2 separate regions of the Homo sapiens genome follow, and region 2 is linked to region 1. The links are chromatin loops, found by intact Hi-C in ENCODE. Cell type or tissue: Calu3. All regions are shown on one strand. Each heading gives the region's core, and the rest is flanking DNA. Links, peaks and the distances in the headings are about the cores only.

Evidence for each region. Peaks named below come from ENCODE experiments on the same cell type or tissue, not always from the same donor. Only the 100,000 strongest peaks of a DNase experiment are listed, where the experiment ranks them.
Region 2: it touches region 1 in a loop (6-fold over the local background); 4 of 110 quality-filtered maps call a loop at or near these places.

What each region holds. Positions count from the first base shown.
Region 1 is chr19:42,594,254-42,599,855 of GRCh38, forward strand. The region is part of intron 2 of LIPE-AS1 (LIPE antisense RNA 1); the gene reads left to right. It overlaps CEACAM8 (CEA cell adhesion molecule 8), which reads right to left and starts at 671. Exons shown (of 6, transcript NM_001816.4): 1 at 512-671. The coding sequence starts at 575. RefSeq lists an enhancer at 2,004-2,504. In Calu3, for the core only: a CTCF peak has its summit at 2,415 (motif pointing left); a DNase peak (open chromatin) is centred at 2,408.
Region 2 is chr19:42,437,759-42,442,722 of GRCh38, forward strand. The region is part of intron 1 of CXCL17 (C-X-C motif chemokine ligand 17); the gene reads right to left. All of the region lies in intron 1 of LIPE-AS1 (LIPE antisense RNA 1), which reads left to right. Among named protein-coding and RNA genes, the nearest start is that of CXCL17, 2.7 kb to the right of the region's middle. RefSeq lists silencers at 759-938, 2,617-2,706. In Calu3, for the core only: CTCF peaks have their summits at 2,780 (motif pointing left) and 2,981; DNase peaks (open chromatin) are centred at 2,743 and 3,543.

The DNA of each region.
Region 1 (5,602 bases), core at 1,286-3,785:
ACCTCACATTCTAGATCTCTTTGTCTGTCTTCCTCCCCAGGAGAGTGTGAGCTCTGTGAGGGCAGGGACTTGTGTGGTGTTGGCTGCACCCCAGTGCCTGGGACAGGCTTCAGACTCCTGTGGATGAGTTCCTGAGCATTCCCTGGGCCCTCTGCTTCCTGAGGCTTATTTGCCAATGTCTGACATTGTTGGCTGAGGACAATGTTTCATACCCTGGTTATGCTTTATTTGAAGTGTCATCTGGTATGGTTATTATTATCATTTTTCAAAATGTAGTGGCCAGTGATGATTAACCAGGAATATGGAACACTTGAGATGTTCCTGCCTCTTACCAATTCCAGTTCAATGTGATTTTCCTGTTGTGACCCCTTCCCCTCTCTTGTGTCCTCTCCTCTATTAAGGCTCCAACAGAAGTCCTCTGTCCCCTCTCAGAGCCCCGTCCTCCCCAGGAGACCCCAGCCAGTCACTGTGTTTCCTCCTCCTGTCCTTTCCCAGGAAGTCCTCTCCTCACCTGTGAGCAGGAGCCCCTGCCAGGGGATGCGCCATCTGCAGGAAGGGGCTGAGATGGGCCCCATGGTCTCTGCTGCCTGCGTGTTCTCCTCTGTGGAGATGAGCCTGGGATCCAGAAACTTTCTGAGCACGGCTGTCAGCTGTGCTGTCCTTCCTCCTTTTGTGCTGAGCCTCTTCCCGGGGCAGGAGCACTTCTCAGGCTCATGGGCGGGGTCTGTGCCCAGGACACCTCTCTGTCCCCTCCCCTCTCAGTCCTGCCTCCCTGTCCCTCCTTTCCCTTTATTTTCTGTCTGTGTTTCAGGCCCCTGGGAATTGCTGAGGTCTCTGACTCCTTCAGCAGTGATTCTCTCACCCAACCTCTGCACACACTATGCAGACACACACACACAGAGACACACACATACACAAAGAGACACACACAGTCACACATACACCCTGGAGACTGGGTGAGCACAGCCCTGTGCCCTCAGCATCCTGCAGCCTATGTCTCCAGGTCGGGGTGCACAGTCGCTCCCCCTGCCCTCTCCCATCCCCATCTGGCTCTTCCCTTCAGATCAGGAGGTCAGCGCTCCGCAAGGACCCTGTCACAGGGACACCACCACTGAGCTTTGGGGAGGTGTGTGCTCACTGGTGAGAGGGATCCTCCCCCTCTCTCATTGTGTCAAGCTTGGTTGCAGCTTCCAAGGATGGACATTCAATGCCCTGGATATCCCAGAGGGGACTGTCCTTACTGGTGGTGTGCAGGGCAAATAATCTCTTATGCCTCCTGAGAGAGAGGGCTGTTCTGGTTGGTCAGTGGGGGCTGTGGGCCTAGTGGTCATCAGGGACAGGTATCAGCCATTCTCTTGCTCTTTGGGTTCTGGCAGCTGAGCTGGGGCTCGGGCCTTCCATGTTCTCTCTGACCATCTTGGGTGTCCTCTGTTTTCGCCCGGCTGACTGTCCTGTGGTCACCCCACCTTCCCTATGGTTGGTGCAGCAGGAAGTGGGGAGTTGCCCAGGGGCCCCACAAGACAGTGCTCTCTGAGATCCAGGAGAGGGAGCCTGGGACAGAGCAGGGGCTCAGAGCTGGAGAGACTCATCCCAACTTACTCTGCAGCCAGGATGGGCTCAGCCCTCCCCATGCTGATATCCCCTGGGGTCTGTCCTAAGGGTTTGGACCTGGTCAGGCCCCTCTGTGTAGAGAAAGGATGGGCAGCGGCCGGGGAGCCCGTCTGGGGGGACGTTGCTCACACCTGAGAGGGCAGGTAGGGGTGGGCCATGTTCTGGGAACAAAGGGAGCTCATTCCTTGCCCCCCAGCTTGTGTACATGAGAGAGCGCTGTCCTCCCTCCTGGCTTCACGAAGGACAGCAGGGGGCAGGTGGCTACATCCCAGACAGTGCCTGGGCGTGACCATCACATACTCTCCGAGCCTCCTGGGGTGCAGAGGGAAGGTCATAGGGTGCCTGGCTGATTCCCCAGAGGCACTGTGGGCCCTCAGGCAGCTGTGGTTCTGTCAGCGCTGGGCTCAGCCTGCCATGCCGTAGAGAACAGGACACACGGAGCAGGGGCGGGTATTTAGGGAGCAGTCACAGAAAGAGTTGATGAGGATGGAGGGAGGTCACGAGGGGAAAGCGCCCAGTGTGGCATCCCGTGCACCAGCGCTGCCCTGGGAGATGCCTTAACTAGGCCCAGGGAAGGATTGGGTGTGTGGGGCAGGAGCTGCCTGCAGAGGGGGCGGCCTCATGTTGCCGGCTGCCTGGCTGCAGGGAGGAGCTGACAGAGTCCGTATGGGGAGCTTGGAGGGTAAGGAGGACGTGGGCCGAGGTGCCCTGGTGAGGGTGGACCCTGCTGGGCTGTGGGTTCCGCTGAGGGAGGTCAGCAGCCCCTGGGAAGGCTCCAGGCTGGAGGGACTCTGTCGCCCTCTGGTGGACTGGAAGGGAAGTGTGGGTGGCCGCAGTCCCAGGTCCGGCTGCGTGTTTTATTCCACATGGATCTGCACATTTCACACGAGGTCACCCACATGTTATGTCGAGCTCCATCACATTCCACATCCGTGTTTTTCTCTGTGGCTGATTCTCTGGTGTGATCTCTGAGCCTGTGTTAGTCCTCCTCACAATGGTCACAGCTGTGTGTGGAGATCTAATGGGGTGTGTGTGGCTCATGTGCTCACACAGAGTGTCCTGGGGTCAGGCTTTATGACCTACCCTGCCCCAACTCCACAACAAGATCTGAATAATGCGCCAAGTAAGATAAAGTCAGAATCCATGGGGGAGGGTGAGAGTCCTGGCAGTGCTGAGGTCTGTGTCTCCAGCTTAACTCTCAGTCTCTTTGCAAATACATTTATGTTGTGCATCTGCAGTTGGCTGGGCAGTTTCATGTCTCTGAATCCTTGAATCTCTCTGTGGATAAGGTCATGTAGGGACTGCATGTAAGTGTATGAGGGCTATCTGATTAGGGTGGGTATGTTTTACGTAGTAGGTTTTCTTCACCAAAGACTTTTCAAAAAATTGTGGTAGAGTGTATATATGTACATTCATATATCACCTCCACTTCCTGAGTTCAAGCGATTCTCCTGCCTCAGCCTCCCAAGTAGCTGGGACTACAAGCGTGCACCACCATGCCGGGCTAATTTTTGTATTTTTAGTAGAGGTGGGGTTTCACCATGCTGGCCAGGCTGGTCTCAAACTCCTGAACTTGTGATCTACCTGCCTCAGCCTCCCAAAGTGCTGGGATTACAGGCATGAGCCACTGCACCCGGCCTGTATATCTTCTTTGAAGAAATGTCTATTTGAGTTTTTGCCCATTTATAAACGGGGTGGTTTGTCTTTTTGTTATTGAGTTGTAGCAGTTCTTTATATATTCTGGACAGGAAGCTCTTCTATATGTAATTTGCAAATTTTTTCTCCCATTCTGTGCCTGGTCTTTTCACTTTCTTCATAATGTCCTTTGATGCACAAAAGGCTTGCATCTTCATAAGGCTTAATTTATCTCTTTTTCCTTGTTGTTGCTCATGCTTTTGTGTCATATCTAACAATCCATTACCACATTCGAAGTCATCAAGATCTACCCCTCTTTTTCTTTTTTTAAAAAATATATATTTTATTTACATAGGTTTTTTGGGGAACCGATTGGTATTTGGTTACATGAGTAAGTTCTTTAGTGGTGATTTTTGAGATTTTGGTGCACCCATCACCCAAGCAGTATACACTGAACCCAATTTGTAGTATTTTTTCCCTCACTCCCTTCCCACCCTTTTTACCTGAGTCCCCAAAATCCATTTTGTAATTCTTATGCCTTTACATCCTCATCACTTAGCTCCCACTTATGAATGAGAACATACGATGTTTGGTTTTCCATTCCTGAGTCACTTCACTTAGAATAATAGTCTTCAATCCCATCCAGGTTGCTGAGGATGCCATTAATTCATTCCTTTTTATGGCTGAGTAGTATTCCATCATACACACACACACACACACACACACACACACACACACACACACATATATATACATACCAAGTTTCTTTATCCACTCATTGATTGATGGACATTTTTGTTGGTTCCACATTTTTGCAATTGCAAATTGTGCTGCTATAAACATGCATGTGCAAGTATCTTTTTGTATAATGACTTCTTTTCTTCTGGGTAGATACCAAAAGTGGGATTGCTGGATCAAATGGTAGTTCTACTTTTAGTTCTTTAAGGAATCTCCACACTGGTTTCCATAATGGTTGCACTAGTTTACATTCCCACCAGCAGTGTAGAAGTGTTCCCTTTTCACAACATTCATACCAACATCTATTATTTTTTATTATGGCCATCGTTGCAGGAGAAAGGTGGTATTGCATTGTGGTTTTGATTTGCATTCCCTGATTATTAGTGATGTTGAGTATTTTTATATGTTTATTGGCCATTTATATATCTTTCTTCAAGAATTGTCTATGCATGTCCTTTGCCCACTTTTTGATGGGATTGTTTGTTTGTTTTTTCCTTGCTAATTTGATTGAGTTCATTATAGATTCTAGATATTAGTCCTTTGTCAGATGTATAGATTGTGAAGATTTTCTCCCACTCTGTGGGGTGTCTGTTTACTCTGCTGACTGTTCCTTTTGTCGTGCAAATGCTCTTTAGTTTAATTAAGTCCCAGCTATTTATCTTTGTTTTTATTGCATTTGCTTTTGGGTTGTCATGAACTCTTTCCTAAGCCAATGTCTAGAAGGGTTTTTCTGATGTTATCTTCTATAATTTTTATAGTTTCAGGTCTTAGATTTAAGTCCTTATCAATCTTGAGTTGATTTTTGTATAAGGTGAGAGATGAGGATCCACTTTCATTCTTCTACATGTGGCTTGTCAATTATTCCAGCACCATTTGTTGAATAGGGTGTCATTTTTCCACACTATGTTTTTGTTTGCTTTGTCAAAGATCAGTTGACTGTAAGTATTTGGGTTTGTTTCTGGGTTCTCTGTTCTGTTCTATTGTTTCATCTGCCTATTTTTATACTAGTACCATGCTGTTTTGGTGACTATGGCTTTATAGTATAGTTTGGAATCAGGTAATGTGATGCCTCCAGATTTGTTCTTTTTGCTTAGTCTTGCTTTGGCTGTGTGGGCTCTTTTTGGTTCTATGTGAATTTTAGAATTTTTTTTTCTAGTTCTGTGAAGAATAATGGTGGTATTTTGATGGGAATTGCATTGGATTTGTAGATTGCTTTTGGCAGTATGGTCATTTTCACAATATTGATTCTACCCATCCATGAGCATGGGATGTATTTCCATTTGTTTGTGTCATCTCTGATTTATTTCAGGAGTGTTTTGTAGTTTTCCTTGTAGAGATCTTTTACCACCTTGGTTAGGTATATTGCTAAGTATTTTTTTCCAGTATTGTAAAAGGAGTTGAGTTCTTGATTTGATTCTCAGCCTGGTCACTGTTGGTGTATAGGAGAACTCCATCACATTCCAGACCCATGAGTCCGTCTCTGTGATTGCAAGTTCACTGCCCTGCCTCTTTCACAGTCAGATGTTCCAAATGCAGATTTTGTGTCACCTTCTGTGAGTTTGTGTTTGTGTGCAGTAGGTTGTACTGTGTATGCCCGGGGTGCAATGATGCCTTGAGC
Region 2 (4,964 bases), core at 1,360-3,859, 160 kb before region 1:
CTTGTTAGGATTTGTGGTGCATCTGTCATTATTTTCACTTCCCAGATCCACTACATATTTGCTTTGTGATTTTGGACAAAGTTGTGTAACTTTTCTGTGCCTCATTTTCCTAATTTGTAAGATGTGGTTAATAATATTCCTCCCTTATCCACAGGGGATGCATTCCAAGACCCCCAAGATACTTCAAGTCTCAGATAGTACCAAACCCTATATATATATTTTTTCTACACATATACACTTACGATAAAGTCTAATTTATGAATTAGGCACAGTAAGAGATTAACAATAAGATAGAACAATTTTAAAAATATACTGTAATAGGCCAGGTGGGGGCTCACACCTGTAATCCCAGCACTTTGGGAGGCCGAGGCAGGCGGATCACGAGGTCAGGAGATTGAGACCATCCTGGCTAACACGGTGAAACCCCATCTCTACTAAAAATACAAAAAATTAGCCAGGTGTGGTGGCGCACGCCTTTAGTCCCAGCTACTCGGGAGGCTGAGGCAGGAGAATGGTGTGAACCCAGGAGGCAGAGCTTGCAGTGAGCCGAGATTGCACCACTGCACTCCAGCCTGGGCGACAAGAGACTCTGTCTCAAAAAAAAAAAAAAAAAAAAAAAAAAAATATATATATATATATATATATATAAAATACACACACACACACACACACACACACATATATACTGTAATGAAAATGACGTGAATGTGGTCTCTCTCTCTCTTTGTCTCTTTCTCAAGATAACAATATTTTTGGACCACTGTTGGCGGGTAACTGAAACTGCGATTAAGTGGGGACTACTGTACATGAGTGTGCGTGTGTGTTATTTCCCAGCTCTGACCACTAGAGGGCCTAGAAGCACCAGCACCTACTAGCAATGGACCTATCAGTCAGTGCCCATAGTCTGTAAATATCATTCTCCCATGAAAGGAACTAGGGCTTCCAGGAAAAATAGCTGATCCAGGGCTGGGGCAGAAAAACACAAGAGGAGCCCAAAGCTTCTTGTGGTGTCAGAAAGTAAGGAGCTGCTCAAAAAATGGTGGAGATGTGTCTAAAGGTCACAGAAGCCAACTAGAAGGAGCTCCCAATGGCCAATTTTGGGACAATATGAGCAACATAATAAATAATGATAGTAGTGGATTCCAACCCATAAATACTCATGAGTCCATGCTGATATAAATAAATAACTGAACAAATAAATAAATAAGGAAGAGGCTAGGCATGGTGGCTCACGCCTGTAATCCCAGCACTTTGGGAGGCCAAAGTGGGGGGATCACTTGAGGCCAGGAATTAGAGACCAGCCTGGCTAACATGACAAAACCCCGTCTCTACTAAAAATACAAAAATTAGCTGGGTGTGGTGGTGTCTGCCTGTAGTCCCAGCTACTCAGGAGGCTGAGGTGGGAGGATCGCTTGAGCCCAGAAGGTGGAGGCGGCAGTGAGCCAAGATCACACCACTGCACTCCAGCCTAGGCAACAGAGCAAGACTCTATCTCAAAAAAAAAAAAAAAAAAAAAGAAAAAGAAAAAGGAATAACTCTTTCTTATGGCAGAATTCCGATTAAATAAATGTAGAAGGAACAATGGAAGTAGAAAATCACTATTTGGCCAACACCACAGTAATAATTCTTTATAGGAAACAATCATCCATAGATTCTAAAAGTTAATATTAAAAGTATGATGATGCCATAACTGGTGAATAACAAGAAAAAAAAAAGTATGATGAGAAGAAACAGGCTATTTACATATTTCCAAAGTGTCTCTCCACAAGATACTTATTAATTACAATAAGATGAATAGTAACTTTACAGTAGAGAAACCTGGCAGACACCACCTGAACCAAGTGCTTAAAGTGAACCTCATCAGTAATGAGAGATATCGACATCCTGGGGCTCTTGCTGGGATGTCCAGAGAAGGATACATCACTTCTGAAGTATTCTTGCCCAAAATGTGTAGCCGGAAATATCAGACAAACCCATATTCAGGGGGCATTCTACAAAACAACTGGCTAGAACTCTTCAAAAGTGTCAAGGTCCTGAAAGAGAGGGAAAGACTGAGAAACTATCCCAGGTTGGAGGAGACCTAGGAGATCTGACATTTTATTCAGTGGGATCCCAGATTGGAGTCTGGAGCAGAAAAAGGACATGAGTGGGATGATTAGCAAGATTTGAACATTTGTAGATTAGTTAATATTATGGTATCAGTGCTAATCTCCTGGTTTTGATAATTGTATTATGGTTACATAAGATATTGTTTGAAAACAATTGGATGAAGGCTGTACTGGAACTCTATTTTTACAATATTTTTCAAAGTCTGAAAAATGAAAAGTAAGAAAAAGTAAGAAATGCATTAGATTTGTGAGGACAAATGAGATAGTAAGTGTGAAGTGATTAGAACAATGCTTGTGATATAGGAGTTCTTAATGTGTCTGATATTATAAGTAATTTTATAATTAAATAATATTATAATTAATGAATAATCTGTTATTTTAAGTAATTTATTTCCTAATGACCTCATATATTCTCACTTATTTCTATTTCCCTTAACCCTGTGAAAAGCATATTGAGCATGTATGTGATTAAGAGATAAAATAAGATTAGACTTTATTCTGAGATTTATTTTGGGGATGGAGGAGCTATTATTTCCTTTAGCCACTAAGTAGCTCAGACTCAGGCCTGCACTGCAAAACTTTGCTTGGCTGGGAAACAAGATTTGAGCCCGGCCGCCACCCACTCGACGTGGTTTGTGATGGCGCCCCCTGGTGGCGCAGGGAGCTTTCCCCAGTTCCTCACCCTCGTGCTTTAGGAGCGACTTAGAAACTACTCAGTCCATTTATTAAACCCTTTCTAGGACACGCTGCGGATCATTTAATCTTCACAAGTGTGTGTGACAAGTGGTATTTTCTTCATTTTAAGATGATAAAACTGAAACTCAAAAAAGTGAGGCGACTTGTCTAGGGTTGCAAAGTGTGTGGCAGAGCCAGGATCTAGGTCCCCCTGACTTCCAAGCTGAGTGTAAAGGTCTAGGTGAGTCTAAAAGTGTGGCCATGCAGAGAAGTATTGGTGTAGAGCAGTGGTTGTTGACCAAGGGTGGTTCCCCCTCCGGGGTCATTTGGCGATGTCTAGAGATATTTTTGGCTGCCATAACAGGGGTTTGGATGAGGGAGAGGGGAGGCTGCTATTGGCATGTAGGGGAGAGAGGCCACGCGGATGCTGCTGAACATCTCACAATACACAGAACAGCCCCCACCGCAAGGAACTGTTCAGCCCAAATGTCAGTAGAGCTGCTATGAAGCCCTGGTTTGATTTAGCAACCTGAGGATGCATTCTTGCAGTTAGCTAATGTTTGCTGAGTACTGAGCTGGATAGCGTGAGGGATATGGAAACAGTGCACCAGTCTGTGTCACCAAGTAGTTTGCAGCCTAGAAGGACAGGGGGTGGGGGCAGGAAAGGCACATGAAGGCCCTCAATATAAGGCAGCAGATGATAAGTGCAAGAAGAGAGTGTCCAGCAGGGCTAAGCCAGCGCTCAGGAGGGAGACCACATGTCTGGCTGTGGGAGGAACTGAAGGAAGCTGTGGGAAGGTGGTTTTGAGCTGGGTGTGTGAGCAAAGTTGAACTGGTGGAAAAACACAATACCTGTTCAGGGAAGGGCAAACAGGTTAGTTTGGTTGGAGAAATAGTATTTTTAGTGAGTAGAGGGAGGTACACTAGAAAGGCAGGTTGGGGCTACAGCTTTGAATCCAGGCAGAGGACTCTAGCCTGGGTGTCTGTCATAGTGATGGAAAAGTCTTCCCTTTCAGAACAGTGGTCTAGGCCCTAGGGCTATGGGGCTTAACAGCTTCCAGAGCACTCTCTCTACAAAGGAGGGGATGTTGGAAATTGGGGTGGAGAAGGGAGAATGCCTCCTGATTTTAGGACCAAGTTGATGCTGAGTATGTAACATAGCCATTTCACCTCAAAGTGGCCTTTGGGGAGATGGTGCTCACAAGCGGAAATATACATGGGGATCAGGTCTTTTCTGCGTGGTTGCTCTGTGCAGGGCTGGGCCACTTTATAGTGAAAGCTGGAGCAGATTTGGAACCCCTAAGCTAAAGTCGGCTTCCCAAAATGTGAGCTGTTACAGCAGGGCTTGCTATGGATAAAGCTTCAAATATGGACACTACCTGGTGACAGGCTTTTTCTAGTTTATTACGTTACCAGTAAATAGCATTAAGACATGTTGGTGGCATTCCAGTGCACTGTAAAGAATAGAAGCAAGGACTTCCTGATCTTCTATAAAGGTACCATTGCCTTCAACACTCTCCCACCATCATCATTAAGTTTAGCCATGAGAATTATGTTACTCTTTTGGAAAAGTGTTGGGGGAGAAGGCATGGGAGCAAATCTTTGTTGAGCTAGTATATACATACATACGTACGTGTGTGTGAGGGGGATCAGCTACAATTGCAGATATCTTCTTTTCTTTTCTTTCCTTTTTTTTTTTTTTTTTTTTTTGAGATGGAGTCTCACTCTGTCACCCAGGCTGGAGTACAGTGGTGCCGTCTCGGCTCACTGCAGCCTCCACCTCCTGGGTTCCAGCAATTCTCTGGCCTCAGCCTCCTGAGTAGCTGGGACTACAGGTGCGTGCCACCAGGTCTGGCTAATTTTTTGTATTTTTAGTAGAGATGGAGTTTCACCGTGTTAGCCAGGATGGTCTCGATCTCCTGACCTTGTAATCCGCCCTGCCTTGGCCTCCCAAAGTGCTGGGATTACAGGAGTGAGCCACCGCGCCCGGCCAGTTGCAGATATTTTCACATACAATATCTCGTTTAACTCTCTCAACATTGTTTGGGTGTAAGTACAGTTTGCTGTTTTTTTGTAAAGGAGGAAACTGGCATTGAGAAAGGCTCACTTGCCCCATCCCCCATAGCTAAGAGAAGCTGCATTTTGATGTGTCTGTGGCCTGTTTTGCCACATTTCTCCCCC